3 separate regions of the Mus musculus genome follow, and all the other regions are linked to region 1. A link is a loop called in an ENCODE intact Hi-C map of the cell type or tissue named here. Cell type or tissue: heart. All regions are shown on one strand.

Region 1 (5,000 bases):
GCTGGCTTAGCCTGCCGTAGAGGAGAACATGGGCTTCCTTATAACATAGCGCCTGCCATGTTGAGGCTGCCCAGTGTCCCCGGGCCTAGTAGGGCCACAAGTTACCATCCCATCTGGCCGTATCACAGGTATGTCCCTACTCTCCCTGCTCCAGTTGGTACAAGGAGCCCAGGAGCTAGTGAGGGCCCCAGGCCCTCCCCCGAGCTGCAGGGTCTAACGCTGGGACCAGAGGCCCTGGGTGATGGAAGACAGGCAGGCCAGTGATGCTTATTAGAATTTTCTTTCTGACCCCCAGCTTTGAGGCTATCGTTTCTGAGGTCTGCACGGATGATCTGTCTATACAGCTACATGAACAACCTTTGACATAGCTTACGGTTTTCTCCAGTGCAAGGAGATCTAGCAGGGTAAACATTGTCGGAACTAACTTCACTGAGGTCACACTGCTCTGTCCCCACCGTCTGTTCCTAGCTGTTTTGAAGTGGTGACTTGGGGTCCAACCTCAGTACCTGGAAATTCCCATGTTTGCTTGGCAAGTCTATTTCTGTTTATCCACAGTAGATGGAACAACAGACATGGTAAGTGATGCTGCCAAAGGAGTTACCACTAGAGAAGCTTGCCCCTCTCTATATACTTGCACTTGTGTATGTCACACACACACACACACAGAGAGAGAGAGAGAGAGAGAGAGAGAGAGAGAGAGAGAGAGAGAGACTTATGGTAAGTAGCCCAGGCTAACCTTGAACTTACCCTGTTCAAGGCTTTTCTCAAACTCCTAACCTTCCTTTCTCCACCTTTCCAGCGTTGTGGTTAGGAGGCCTGTGTACACCAGTGCACCCAGCTCACAGCTTCCTTCTTCTTCCCACCCATCTTGCAGTCCTGGGGATTGAACTTGGGGCCTCATGAATGCTATGTAATAAGTGCTAGTGTAATAAGTGTAAGGCTATGTAATAAATGTAATAAGTGCTATGTAAATCACCGAAGCTCCCCACTAGCTCCCTCACCCCCAGCAACTGTTAGCTGCTCACATTGTAGGGAAAAGGAGAGACTCCCTGGGCCTGGTGGACCTCATGAGTCCTCCCATTTTCAACAAGGGAAGGTTAACAAGGCTTCATCTACAGAGGGTCTTGTTTGAGTGATCACAGCAGCTCTGATGTATGGACGTGTCCAACCCAATGAAACAGCCACATGACACTTAGCTCTGCTGCTCCTTGTTGTAGGACCCTGGAGAAGGCTTTTTCCTCCCCTGACCTCAGTTTCCCTATCTGTTAAATGGGCACAAAAACTGGCCCAATGCAAAAAGCCAACATATGAGAGCATTGAACGACACCATATGAGGTAAGATGCTGGATGTGAGCAGATGTTTCATAGACATATGACGGCCCACTGGCTGGCCATGCGCGGCCAGAGGTGAGCCCGCCCACAGGGCTGCAGCTCAGTCAGAGCCTTGGTTTAGAACCGTATTCTTCCACTTCCAGTGTTTTGCCTTAGTTTTTGAATCTGCAACATGGGCACTATACTGCCTCTTCCTTGCATGAAGTCGAGGAAGGATGGCACACCACTCCCCAGCCACAAGCAGTCTGGGTACCAGATTTTAGGCCAAGAGTGCTTGGGGCGTTGCTGAGCGAGGAAAGGGAGAGGCAGAACCGCCCGCAGTTACTCCTGTTGCTGCTGCGCTGCCTTTCGGGTTCTGCGTGGTGTAACAGAGCGTGACTCACCCCTGTTTTCATTCACGAGTTCAGGCACCCACTTTAAATAGACTTCACTTGGGATCTACCCTGGGATAATTACTTAATGTGCCATCTAATCGGAGATCTAATTAACGCAGGCGTTCTCTGACAGCCATCACGGAGCGCAGAAAGCAGGTAGGCGCAAGGCTGTCACCTGGATCCTTGAGGAGGTGTCTGAGGCCTGGGAGCAACCCCGGAGCAGCAGAGAAAGGCTACAGAGCACTAGCACCCTCACCCTGTGACTTTCGAGGCGACACAGGAACAAGGGGTACAGGCTCTGGAGGCCTGACCCCTGCTGCTGACCCGGAAGGGCAGTGTTTAGTGCTTGCATTGCTATGGTGGGGTGGGACCGCGATGGCGGGCCAGTGCCTTCTCTGAGGAATGGCAGTGTGGAGAGGGAAATGCTGTGGGGTCCAATGAATAATGCTTAGGTCACATCAGAGGAAGTGTGCTGGAAGTAGATCCCGGCAGTGGGCTTGTTGACGCTGCACTAGTCTGAGCATCGATTCTGCACTCAACTAACTCTCACACGACCACTGCACCTCCTATGAGCCCCAGAATTCCAATGTCCATTCCAGTGACCTCTCCAGTGACAAAGGGCTCTCTGGAAAGCCCTGCTGGCCTCAGGATGAGACAGTTAGCTGCTGTTTTCAGTTATTCAACCTCGACTCCTCAGGAACCAGTGAAGAACCAAATTCCAGGAGAGCCCAACGTGTTGGAGTTGTCCAAAACAAACATCACCCAAACGTCCAAGGAGATGAGGTAACAACGCTAAGGTCCAGCCGCAGCCCCCGGAAGTGCAGGTGGCCACTGAGCACAAAACTAAGTTTACAGATATGTCAGTAACCTCACTTTGCAGGAAGGGATTCCTCAGATCAAAGTCCAAGAGGAGGTCAGGGGTCAACCTCCATTGTGACACTTCTAAACCCCACCATCCAAAATTCCCAAGGAGTGGCAGCTGGGGCCAGAAATGGAGGGACCAGAACCACAAAACACAAACAAGGGTCCTTTGGCTGCGTTGACGTCTTCAAACAGCCCTGCTCAAGGTATGGTCACTCACTATATTATACTTAATATAATATTATTTATAGGGCCAGTCACTTTATTATATTTAATATTACTTGTATTAGATTTATATTAGGTTCAGGAGCTCTGAAGACCCAGAGAATATTCCAGAGGTAATGCTTCTGTCTGGCCCCAGAGGGTGCTATTGCCTCACAAATGAAATACCTTCCCTTTGCAGAGCCTAGAAGTTTCCATGCACAGAGAATCTTCCAGAGTTCTTTGGCTGGTCCCCCTTTTCTGCAGAGGAAGTCTTTTCAAACCCTGTGGCTGGAGCAAAGAGCAGGACCTGTCAGAGCTGGGACACTGTTTGTTGATTGTCACTGTGTGTCCAGTCTGTTGCAATGTGTCAGAGAGTATTACCACGTATCAAAGCCTGGCCCTCTGCTCTATGGGCTACATACCTTTCCTCTTACATACTCTACTGTGTGGTGTGGACATTCTGTCCCTATGCTGTAGGGCCTTATAGAAACTGGACACTTGCATGAGGTCCCAGTGTCCCCAAAAGGACCTGGGACTGCATGATAGTACCCTTGCGTCATTTGGGGACTTTGTGATCCTAAATTTCAGCGGATCCCTCTGGTGTTCAGGAGAACACATGTCTGTAAGGCATTTCCGGTTCCTTCTGGCCCTGCTGCAGGGCCCTCGGGCCTCCAGGCTCCCTTGGAGGTGTCTGGCAGCCAGCAAGTCCTTGGGAAAGGTCCTGCTCAACAATGAGCTCTGGCCAGATGTTCTGGGGTTTTGAGCCATATTTTTTATGACCCAAGAAGGACCCTTTCCATCATTTTTAAGGAAGGGAAGAACTCAATGAGTGGGAAAACTGGGTTTAGGGTGTCTGTTTTATACTGTAATGTGCAGAGGAGGCCAAGGTTGGGGTCTCTTTATAGCTTCAGCTGAGCCAGCAATGTTGAAGGCCATAAGTCAGGCAGGGGATACAGGGTTGAAGAGAAGTGTTTTCTTCTCACAGTTATTTATGCACAAGAGGGAGAAGGAAGAGGAGGAGGAGAAGAAGAGGGAGACCTAGGATAGGAGATGGACAAGGCAGCCATGAGCACCACCCTCCTTTGCTTGCCTTATGCCAGATCACACACCGGGTTAATGATCTGGACCCAGCCTTCACTGGGAAAAGGAGGAGAGCAGTAACAAAAGATGTTGGACATGCTCCTCTGGCCTACGCGCACACACACACACACACACACACACACACACACACGTGCACACACACACATATACACACACATATACACAGAGACACACACACATGCACACACAGACACACACACACACACACATACCACACACACACACTCAAAACATACAAAAATAGGAAGTTAAAAAAAAGAGCATCATTAGGCAAAATGTGCTAACTGAACGAACACCAACTGAAATGAACTGGGCATGCTGGGATCTTAGGGGGCAGAGCATGGCCCCCCAGGATAAAGGTTTTCTAAATCACCTAGTGTCTAACCAGTCATTCTCTCTTAACATGAACCATGTCTGGTCTTCAAGAAGCTCACGACCAGCATCCCAGGGCTTGAGAAGACAAAAATGGCAGCTGAGAGCTTTTCAACATGGTAGGCATTCCAAGCTTCCAGTGGGCTTTGTCCAGCATGCTCTAATGAGGCAAAGACAGCCCTGCAGCTGTTAACTAACCCACAGAAGCTTTTCTTGGTGGCTCCTCTTGCAGCTGCTGAGAAAGGGTCAGAGAAGGGAGGGCGCACAGGAAGTCCCTATCCGTCCCCACTGGCAGTGGCTCCAATGAGCATATGCCTCCCACAGACCCCATCAAGGGCTGCCTGGGACTTCATGTGATGAATTGGTTCTCTCCGGGTGAGCTTCCTCCTGCTTTTCAGGGGCAGGAAGGTCTGTCAAACATTGTTGAGCATCGTGGTTTGAATCAAAATGACTTCCAATAGGCTTGTATGGAGTAGCAATATTTGGGGGTGTGGTCTTGTTGGAGTAGGTGTGACCTTGTTGGAGGAAGTGTGTCACAGGCTTTGAAGTTTCAAAAGCTCAAGCCAGGCCCAGTGTCACTCTTTCTTCCAGCTGCCTGCTGATCCAGATGTGGAACTCTCAGCTCTCTTTCCAGCACCACATCTGCCTGCACAGGACCTTGCCTCTCAGCATGACAATAATGGACTGAACCTCTGAACCTTTAGATGTTTCCCTTTCTAAGAGTTGCTGTGGTCATGGCATCTATTCACAGCCATA
Region 2 (5,000 bases), 590 kb after region 1:
ACTAGCTAAGGGAAGTGATCTTACTGACAAGTAGTTCTTAAGGCCCCATAGACTTCAAAAGCTCAGAAAAAAAGGAAGCAAGGGGGGGAGAGGAATCCAGACTCCTTTCCCCTGTTTCCTACCAGAGTGAGAAGGTTAAACTAAGTCAAGGATCTGTGAAGAGATGGCAGAAGGAGGGAACTGGCCTCTGTACATACGCCTGGGGTGGGGGAAGCCAAATAAAGAACCCTGGGACCCATGGTTAATAAATACTTCTTAGCTACACATCTGGGTGAGGAGCCAGAGATAAGGACACTCACAACAGGGCAGGGGCTGGAGTGAGGTTTGGGGCTGGGGGTCAGGGCTAGGGGCGGGGTTATAATCTTATGACTTCATTTTAACAATAACATTACTCCTAAAAGAAAAAGGGCCAGGCCAACTCTGAGGCATGGGAAAGTTTTCAGTCCTGTGGGAAGTGAAAGTGGGCATTGTGTCCCCAGACGGGATTAGGGGCTCTAGGAGGGTGAGGTACCTGTTAAGGCAAGGATTTGTGTGCTTGGAGTTGGTCTGAGAAAGAACGCCATCAAATCACAGCAGATCAAAACTTCATCCCCTCCAGTGTGTTCAAACTAAGTGCCCAGGGACCCAAGACAGGATGATCCCTCCTCCCCACCCACCCCCACCTTTGAAATATGGGGCGGTTTTCTGTTTAGGTTGTCTACATTTGATCTAGAGAATTCTACCAGTTCCCACATTTGCAAGCAGACCCAGCTATTCTGAGCTCTTTGCTGACCTCTGGTGGGTAGGCCCATCGGTACTAGAACAGGCTGCTTACCTATACCCATATCACTAACACCTGGGGACAGCCTTGAAGTTCACATATCAGAAGCCCTGAAAGTGGGGGTAAAGAATCAAAAAAGAAAGAAAGAAAAAGAAAAAGAAAAGAAAGAAGGAAAGAAAGAAAAGAAATGGAAAAAAACACCCTTTTAAACCTTCAGGAAAAGAAAACAAAAGATAAACAAAAGCGGGCAAGAGAGAAGGAAAGTTGTAACAAAGTTTGAAAAGAATTGACTAGCAGAGTACAGAAATGTTAGCCTGAACTAATATTTTGTATCTTATTTCTCTGATTGTTACATTTTAGAAGAGAAATAGAAGAAGCTATGGAGAATGAAGTACTAAGGCTGGCCTTAGTGGCCGAGGGTAAGTTCCCAGCAGAGTCTGCAGCCCCTTCTAGGAAGGCCCATGTACCTTCCTCAGTAGCTGTGGAGGAGGCAGGGCAGTGGGATCAGGGCAAGTACAAAGCACTGTCTTTGGGACCTAGTCCTTATGTATGCATTTCTTTTCCAGCCCTTGGCTGGGTGAAAAGGGATGAACTTTGTGACCTCTGCTGCTACACAAGATAGCTCCAGGCAGGGGACCCAGAAATAGTCATTTGTTAAAGGACAAAAGATGGCCTAAGATGTTTTTCCTACACCACCTGCCATTTTGGTAAGGACAAAGGTGTGTGTGTGTGTGTGTGTGAGAGAGAGAGAGAGAGAGAGAGAGAGAGAGAGAGAGTGTGTGTGTGTGTGTGTGTGTTATACCTGGGGGGAGCAGAGATGCTAACCAACACCTTCTATTTAAAAGTTCTCCTAACAGAATTAAAAGATTCTAAACTGGGAAAGAACCCCACCCCCAACCTTTTCCCCAAAAGACAGAAGGATGTTTAGGGTCTCAGAACTGTTCCTGGCAGAAGGAGAGCTTAGCACTGTTACACAGAAAGCCAAAGCGGGGGGGAGAGAAGGGGCTTCCAGGTTTGCACCCCACTGTATTTTATCTTTCTGACCTCCTAAGGTCTACAAAGTGGGGATACTTGTCACCAGATATCAATTGCTGTCCTGAAACCTTAAACAAAAAGCAACAACAACAACAAAAAAAACCCAAAACAACACATTCTTAGGCCTGGGGCGGAGCTACGTCCCTGGGAAGGAAGATAAAGGGAGGGGGCTGCCTGAAGCAGGCGCAGGCTTGAATTTTCTAACACCAGGCTCTCAATTGTAAACTCGGAGCGCCATCTGCCAGCCAGTTCTGAACAGCCCTCCTTTGTTTCGATTTTCCTACTTCCCAGCCCTAAACAGTGGGCTCCCTTCTTTCCTTTAAAGTATATATGTATTTTATAAATTCTGGCTCAGAAAGGTTCTCCCTAGAAAAAGATCCTACTTTAAAAGAAAAAAATCTGAAAATGAAAAGAAAAATAAAACAAGAAGAGAGAGAGAACAGGAAAAGAACAAACAGGTAAAATGCCCCAGGACCTTTTGTTTCCTCCCTCCTGCTGTGAACTTGGGGTGCAAATGAGATGGGCTCCCTTTTCTACTTAAGGCAATCAGGCTCTTCCTTCCTTCCTCCCGCTGGGAGCTACCTCAAGGACTCCCCCGGGTGAAAGTGTTTTACTTCTGGGCACCTTGAGTCTGGGGGTGAGCTTTCGCTACATTGGTTTTAGATTTGTCTGCCAAATAAATTGAGTTTCTACTCTGTGCCCCACTTTCTCCAGATGTTCCTGGCCTAAAACCCCTTGTGAGTACTTCATACACATAGACCTGGGAGACATGGGAAGTTTCTGGCTTCCTCTTAAAGGAACTCATGAAATTTGGTACCTCTTTGGCCATGGCAGAACCTCAGGTAAGCTTGAATACTTCAAGATGTATCATCAGTCTTTCCTGGACATCACTTGGCAAGCAAGCACATGGAACTCTAAACTCAAGTGTTAGAATCAACCAAGGTCCCAGCAAAACCCCTGAGCTTAAACCAGTGCTCTCTCCATCATCCTAGGACCCTCTGCAAACACTGGAGATTCTCTGTACACCACTCCCCCAACTATTGGACTTTCTTCCCCATTGAGACAACATAGGAAAGTGATAACATGGAACATTTCCAAATACTCCCACTAGAAAGTGGGATTCCCTCCTAAGTGTACATCTTAAATCCTCACTTGCATATCTGCTTGGCAAAACAAAATGACCTTCTGTGCTCTCCTCCTAAGAGCAAAAATGAAAGAAACTGAAGTCACATGAATGCTGAAGTATAAATAGCCCAGAGTTTTTTGGCTACCCAACTTAAAAAAAAAAAAAAAAACTTTCCCCCTAACATCTGGCATTGGATTCTGAGTTCTGCCTTGAGTCTTCTAAGCATTTCCTTGGAAAGATGTTGTACTTGGTCCCAGGCAAAATCTCAAAATCAACATTCTGAGGTTTTAATTTCTAGGATTGTGCATTGAGGCAGTGAGGAGGTTTTTGGGGCACTTTGCTTAGCAGAACCTGAAATTCTCTAAGCGAATCTGCAAGAAGTTTGGATGTCAAATGCTGGTTCCCCATCTGACATGGCCGGCATCTAACTGCTCAGACCCAATCTGTTTTGACTGATTCACCCTAATCTTTACCCTGATAGCTCACTTTAAGATATGAAAATCTTAAGTTCTTGAAGACGAGGAAAATACTGGAAAATGCCTTTGCTTTTAAGAAGTTAGAAGCTGGGAGTACAGTCCCAATCAGCATGGCATAAAGCCTTGCATTCAGCCCCAGGAACTAAAGAACTGAGACAGATAAGGTGCTGGTTGGTGACTTGGGCCCACTAAAGTGACAACTAAGCCTTGACCTGAAGGGTAGACATGGGGATAGATGCTGATGCTACTTTTAGGTGGGGACATAGCAACCATTTTATCAAAGCCCTAAATGCAATCCTTTTGACCAGAAAATGTCTTTGGTCAGGAACTTCTTCTGGAACCACTGTTTCCTTTCTGACAATCTCCTCCTTCTTCTTCCTCCTCTTCCCCCTCCTCACTGTGGTGGTCACCTCACTTTCATTACCACACACAAAGGTGGCAGGTCACCTTTCCGTGGGTGGATGGCTGTCTTTGGCATGTACCTCATTAAGGCTGGTGTGCACAGGTTAAGTGAAGGTACTTTTAGTATCTGTGAGTACACGGGAGGTACAGGTCCCTCCCTTGTTGTCTGGATATTCATATCCCTTCTACAGTAACAGAATTTACCAGTGCACACCAGGCAGAGGGAACAGGCTAGCACGATGCTAATTATTACAACTTAAAGAGCCCTATGTACAACTATAAAGTTAAAAAAAATCAATGTATGCCCCTGATACTGGCTACCCACTGACTAGTTAGGTATTAACCTATCAGAGTCCTAGACCAATACATTGTTTATTTGCCTGAAATAATTTCTTCTTCTCTCCTATTTAGGGTCATCTGGGGGTCACTCTCAGACATGTGTGGAAATTGCTTCTATTCAAGAATGTAGTGTCCAAGATTAGTGTGCACATTGCTGATTGGTTAGTAAAAGGGACAACTTTCCTTCAGATGGCTTATCAGTAGATGAACAAGCTATACCATGTGCGATGTCTAGCTTCCTCAGGACAAGGGATAGAGGGGAACTCTCAACCATGTGTGACATTTAGTGGACACTAGAAAGATTTGGGCTATCATACTTAATTGTGGGAAGGTGGTGGTGGTGGTGGTGTGTGTGTGTGTGTGTATGTGTGTGTGTGTGTGTGTGTGTGTGTGTGTCTGTGTGTGGGTGTGTGATGTGTGTAGTGGTGGCTGTTGTTAATATGTTGTTAGTAGTAGTATGTATGTGTAAAATGTGTGTAGTGGTAGCTTTTGGTGATCATGGTGGTGGTTTGTATGTTCATGTACATATGTGTGTATATGTGTACATGTGTGTGTGCTTGTGTGTGTGTATGTGTGTGCACGTTTATGTGTGTCTGATATTAGATATCTACAGTGCACAGAACAGGTCCCAGCCCCCGTGACAAAATGTCAATGGAGTTGCTTAGAAGATCCCTTTGTTAAATAGATACCCTTTAAATGTTCCTATAGTCTCAGTGCATAGCTAAAAAGAATAAGTCATAGCTCAAAATATACAAAATGTGGAGGTGCGGGCAAAGAATGAAAGTAAAGTAGAGTCCTTCCCACCTTGCTGGCCTTCCCTGTCCTCTCTCTCCTGCCTTATACCCTCTCACCATCTAGTGGC
Region 3 (5,000 bases), 1.3 Mb after region 1:
GCTGACTGCAGGTACTAATGTCCCTCTGGCTGTCCTTGCCTCATCTCTGCATTGCTGTGACACCTGCCCTCCTGGCTTCAGCCCTCCTTGCCAGGAGGCTGATCTCCTTTTTCCTGTTTCCCAGGTTACGGTCCCTCAGCCTCTGCTCCACTAGTTCATTTCATGACCCACCGAGAGCCCAGACTGTGGACACTGTCTTACCAAGCGCTGTGCGCATAGCCTTCCTGGGCCTCCGCTGCCAGCACTAGCCCTGCCTGAAGGACACTTTGTGAAACGTTGGCTTCAGATGTTCGGGTAAGAGAAGTTCCCACAGAGGATCTGGGGGGGGGGGGGTAGGGGGGCGTGGAGGGGGAGAAGCATTGAGTAATAGGTCCTAGGGGCTACAATGCAGCTTGCTGACCTGACTTTCATGGAGCTGGGAGTTGGCTTGCCTACTGGTCTCTGCAGAAATGCTAGGAACATTGAATTAAATTTGCCTGTGGTGACTGATGTGTCTTCTGCCACCCCTAGTGGAGTCTGCCTCACCCTTGCCTGCCTTCTCCATTCAGGAACTGGCAGTGATTCGCGGGGATCAGCTGACAGCAGCCGACCTGGTGCCTATCTTCAGTGGCTTCTTGAAGGATCTGGTCAAAGTATGTGTAGGGGTCCTTAAACACCTGTGGGACTTTTTTTGTTTGGTTGGTTTTTTTGTTTTTTGTTTTTTAAGACAGGGTTTCTCTGTGTAGCCCTGACTGTCCTGGAACTCACTCTGTAGACCAGGCTGTCCTCGAACTCAGAGATCCGCCTGCCTCTGCCTCCCAAGTGCCAGGATTAAAGGCGCACTGCGCCACCACTACCCGGTCCTGTGGGACTTTTAAAGGTAGCAGAGGGTTGCAGACACTCAGGCCTTCCTGCAGGCTGCTGAGGCATGGAGCTTGGATGGGCTCTGGGGCCATGGACAGCAGCTCTGCTCCTTTCATCCTGTAGGGGAGATACAACCAGAACCTAGAAATGCACACTCGTGCCTCTGCTGCTGCTCAGAGCCTGTAGGCTATGCTTCTTAGGGAAGGGGTCTGGAGCCGGCGTGGTGGCTCACACCTTTAATCCCAGCACTCAGGAGGCAGAGGCAGGTGGATTTCTGAGTTAGAGGCCAGCCTGGTCTACAGAGTGAGTTCCAGGACAGCCAGGGCTATACAGAGAAAACCTGTCTCGAAAAAACAAAGAAACAAACAAAAAACAAAACAAAAAGGAAAGGGTCTGGATAGCAAAACCCAAGGTTCCCAGAGTGGCCTGGCTTACCTGAGTAGCCGCTTGGTAAAAGGCAGCTCTGTGCATGGGGAGACCTTTTCTGCAAGATGCTAGAGCCACTTCTGGTCCTGCCATTTCCACTTCCCCTTAAAGAAACAATGAGTCTAAAAACAAGGCCTTAGAAGTTCCCTAGACAGAGGAATGTGTCGAGTGGCTGTGACCCAGGGTTGCCTCTAGGGACTTTGGTGGTCGCTGACCCCGCTCAGATCCTGCCTTTCATTACAGATGAGGGGCCTCAGCCAGAGGGGCGGCAGACCTTATCCACTGAACACAAAGACACATCTCCTTGGGTGGGGAAGCACAATGGGTAGCGAGGGGTATGTGGGGTGGGTGGAGTTATGTGCTTCCCCACCAGAGAAAAGACAGATAGCGTTCAAGATAGGCTTGCATTTGGAATCAGCTAGCAACCATGTTAATGTACAACCACATGGAGTTATACGTACCTAGGGTTGTAGGTAGCAAGGTACGAGGAGACAGGCTTTTTGGCTAGTGAGAAACATATAGCTTGCAGAGAAATAAAGGGGGTGCTGGGGTCACCTTGAGCCTGACATGTCATTTATGGGATGTATTCTCAACATTTGCTTCATCAGGACAAGAGGAGAGTGCACCTCTGCCAGCTGCCGAGGTTGGTGGTGACTGACAGCAGCCCGAACTAGGGGTTTCCATATGGACTAGCAGAGTGAGTAAAAACCTGTCTGTGGCCGTGAGAAGCAAGTCGGGAAGCGAGCTTCCTCTTCTTATAATTGACTTCAGAACAGCAGTATAGTGCTCTTTTGGATAAAGAGATTATGTTTTTATTAAGGTATAAACAGAATTCCAAAGCTCTGAGTTATATATGTGCCCCCCCCCCCCCCCCATCTCTGGGGAGACATCCGTTTTCACATGAGGACAAGGCTGAGTCGCTCTGGCATCCAAGTACTCTGCTGTCCTATAAGGCAGTTTATTTGAACCAAATAAAAGATGAATCACCCACTCTTCAGTATTTCCATCTGAATTGGAGTGGGTTTGCAAAGCTTTCTTGAACTTTCAGCTTGCTGCCTTCTCTGTGTAACTCATGCACTTGGACATCCAAGAATATTGGGAAGTGTTGAGGTCTGAAAAGACCTCTCTCGGATGAGACAGCTATTAAATAAAATGTACTCCCCCCCCCCCTTCCCGCCATGCAGCTTTCTTGCGTGCACCACCACATCTGTGTGAAGTACTCTTCACTTCCTATCTGTTGTCAGCCCAAGGAATGTTCTAGGCTTTGCCAGTAATGAAAGAGAGTGTGCTTCAGTGCTTCTTTTCTAGGTGGGGGGATGTGGGGGGAATATATGTGTGTGGGGTGCTCGTTTGTGCTTTTGTGGAGGTACATTACTGTATCTTTAGTTTTTGTTTTCTTTTTCTCCCCACTTAGGTTACAGCTAGTCATCTCACAAATAATTGTCTTCCTGAAGAAATCCATCAGGCTTTTGCAGCTACGTAGGATATGATTTGGCCGGTGCCGGGGGCAAACTGGAAGATTTTCTCTTTGCTGTGAGCTTTAATCATTATCCTTAATTTGAGAGGTTGAAGTTTAGTCATTATGTCATGTTCGCAGCACACTCCTGCAAAAAGAACTGAGAAAAACAAGCCTGTGCCCGGCGCGGCGACCCTGCGCCCCCTGGCGGCGGGTGCTGGGCGAGCCCCCGGCGTCCCGGGCCCTATCTCCCATCGCTTGGCTTATTGCAGTGGCCGGTTGCGATAACGGCTGCGCCCGGCGCGATATTGGCCTCATTTTCCCCCCGCAGACGGCGGGAGCGATATGAAGCCGTTCGCCGCGGCCCGCTTCCTCCCCGCCCTTTTTCATTTCCTCTGCCCGCGTGCAAATCACACCACTCTCTCTCACCCGAGCCGAGCAGGGCCGCAGCAAGCGAGACAGAAAGAATGAGGGGGAAACACCTAGCGAAAAACCGAAGGGAAAAAAAAGAGCGAGGGAAAAGACCTAGCGAGAAAAAGAGAGGGGGTTAAAAGACCTGCCGAGAAAGGGCGAGAGGGAAAGACCTAGCGAAAACCCGAGGGGAAAAAAGAATGAGGGAAAAGACCTAGCGAGGAAAAGCGACGGGTAGATGTAGCGAAAAACCGAGGGGGGAAAAGAGCGAGGAAAAAGATCTAGCGAGGAACGGCGAGGAGGAAAGACCTAGGGAGAAAGAGCGAGGGGAAAAAAAAAACCTAACGAGGAGGAGCGAGAGGAAAAGACCTGCCGAGAAAGAGCGAGGAAAGAAAACCTAGCGAGCAGGAGCGAAGGAAAAAGACCTGCGGGAAAAGATCAAAGCGGGAAAAATTAGCGAGCAGGAGCGAGGGAAAAAGACCTGCCGAGAAAGATCGAGGGAGAAAAACAAAAAAAACAAAAAACAGCGAGCAGAAGCGAGGAGGAAAAACCTGCCGAGAAAGATCGAGAGGAAAAAAACAAAACAACACAAACCTAGCGAGCAGGAGCGAGGAGGAAAAACCTGCGGAGAAGGAGCGAGGGGAAAAGGGCGGCCGAGTCAGACGGCTAAGTGGGGAAAGCGCGCGAGGAAGTGGTGTGAAAAAAGGATAAAGATTGAGAAAGAGCGGGCGAAAAAGCTAGGGGAAAGCGGTCTAGAAAGAAGAACCACGGGGCAAGAGCGATGTTGAAAATGAAGGAAGGAGTGAGAAGAAAAAAAAAAAAAAACGGAGGAGAAAGAACAAGGGAGAAACGGCGAGAAAAAGAGCGCGGGCGCCGCCATCCGCCGCTCGGCTCCTCGCTCCGGCTCGCCAAGGCGACCGGGCAACTGCTGCAGCCCGTAGCTGCTTTTAAGTGGTCTGGTGTAGGGCAGACTTTGTGTGTGTTTAAACCATAACCGGACCTGGGAGCCTCAAACCCTGAACGCACGAACCCCTATTTTACAAAGCGCTTGGGTGCACAGTACACGGCGGCTTCGGCACGCCCGCTGCTCCCGCTACCGCTGCGCCCGCGCGCGGCCCACTTGGAAAGGAGCAAGAATCCATTAAATGTGGTAGGGGTCCCCCTGCTTGTTCTTATAGGCAACACAGCTGCTCCTGATCTTGGATCTGTAGACTTCAGCGACGTTAGCGGTTGCCTGAAACACGTTGCCCTGAAGTTGTGCACAAAGTTTTTCGAGTGCGCTGCATTTCATTCAATCTAGTAAGGAGCCGCTGGCCTTGCCCGTAGCACATTCTTGTAAATAGCTCTCTTTCTGTTTCCGTCTTAACTCCATTATTTTTTTTTCTGGGTTCTATTTGTCATTTTCTCTATAAGCCCAGCTTTTAATTTTTGCAGTTAGAAGCTATATTGTTTCATAAATTTTCAGGATAGCCTATTAATTTTATGCTTCCATAATGGGAACTGTGCAGAAATAATTTTGTATATGAAACTCTTTAAATAATAATGTAGGTTTTTTGTTTGTTTGTGCATGTGTATGTTTGTTGTTGAATTCTCCACAGCTTTGTAGAACAGTTCATGATGAGCAAAGCCTCGGGCAGAAGAGGCAATCCTGGTCTTTATGGACGTCTCCCAGCCCTAGAGAAAAACACAGTCTTACTTGAAAATAGTGATTTTTAAGATTTCTTGATGATAATGAAATTTTATAAAAATGCCATGCCCTCAAAGGTAACAGTGTACTCATTTTGAAGGGTGATGGTTTTAAAACTGGGCCCCTCATGCTGGATGTATTTGTCTAATGTTACTACCCTGATTTTTCCATTTCCCT

What was found. Peaks named below come from ENCODE experiments on the same cell type or tissue, not always from the same donor. Only the 100,000 strongest peaks of a DNase experiment are listed, where the experiment ranks them.
Region 2: a loop joins it to region 1, with 7 times the contacts of the local background. A loop is called at or near these places in 28 of 42 quality-filtered maps.
Region 3: it touches region 1 in a loop (7-fold over the local background); 11 of 42 quality-filtered maps call a loop at or near these places.

Annotation. Positions count from the first base shown.
Region 1 is chr2:174,898,765-174,903,764 of GRCm38, reverse strand. No RefSeq gene overlaps it. Among named protein-coding and RNA genes, the nearest start is that of Gm40017, 17 kb to the left of the region's middle. In heart, a CTCF peak has its summit at 2,919; a DNase peak (open chromatin) is centred at 3,414; H3K27ac peaks cover 403 bases.
Region 2 is chr2:174,308,091-174,313,090 of GRCm38, reverse strand. The region is part of intron 1 of Gnas (GNAS (guanine nucleotide binding protein, alpha stimulating) complex locus); the gene reads right to left. Among named protein-coding and RNA genes, the nearest start is that of Gnas, 13 kb to the right of the region's middle. In heart, CTCF peaks have their summits at 592, 791 (motif pointing left) and 2,039; a DNase peak (open chromatin) is centred at 770; H3K27ac peaks cover 232 bases.
Region 3 is chr2:173,584,799-173,589,798 of GRCm38, reverse strand. It overlaps the pseudogene Ppp4r1l-ps. Among named protein-coding and RNA genes, the nearest start is that of Ankrd60, 9.0 kb to the right of the region's middle. In heart, no CTCF peak of the experiment used is centred here; a DNase peak (open chromatin) is centred at 3,019; H3K4me3 peaks cover 1,978 bases; H3K27ac peaks cover 434 bases; H3K27me3 peaks cover 1,095 bases.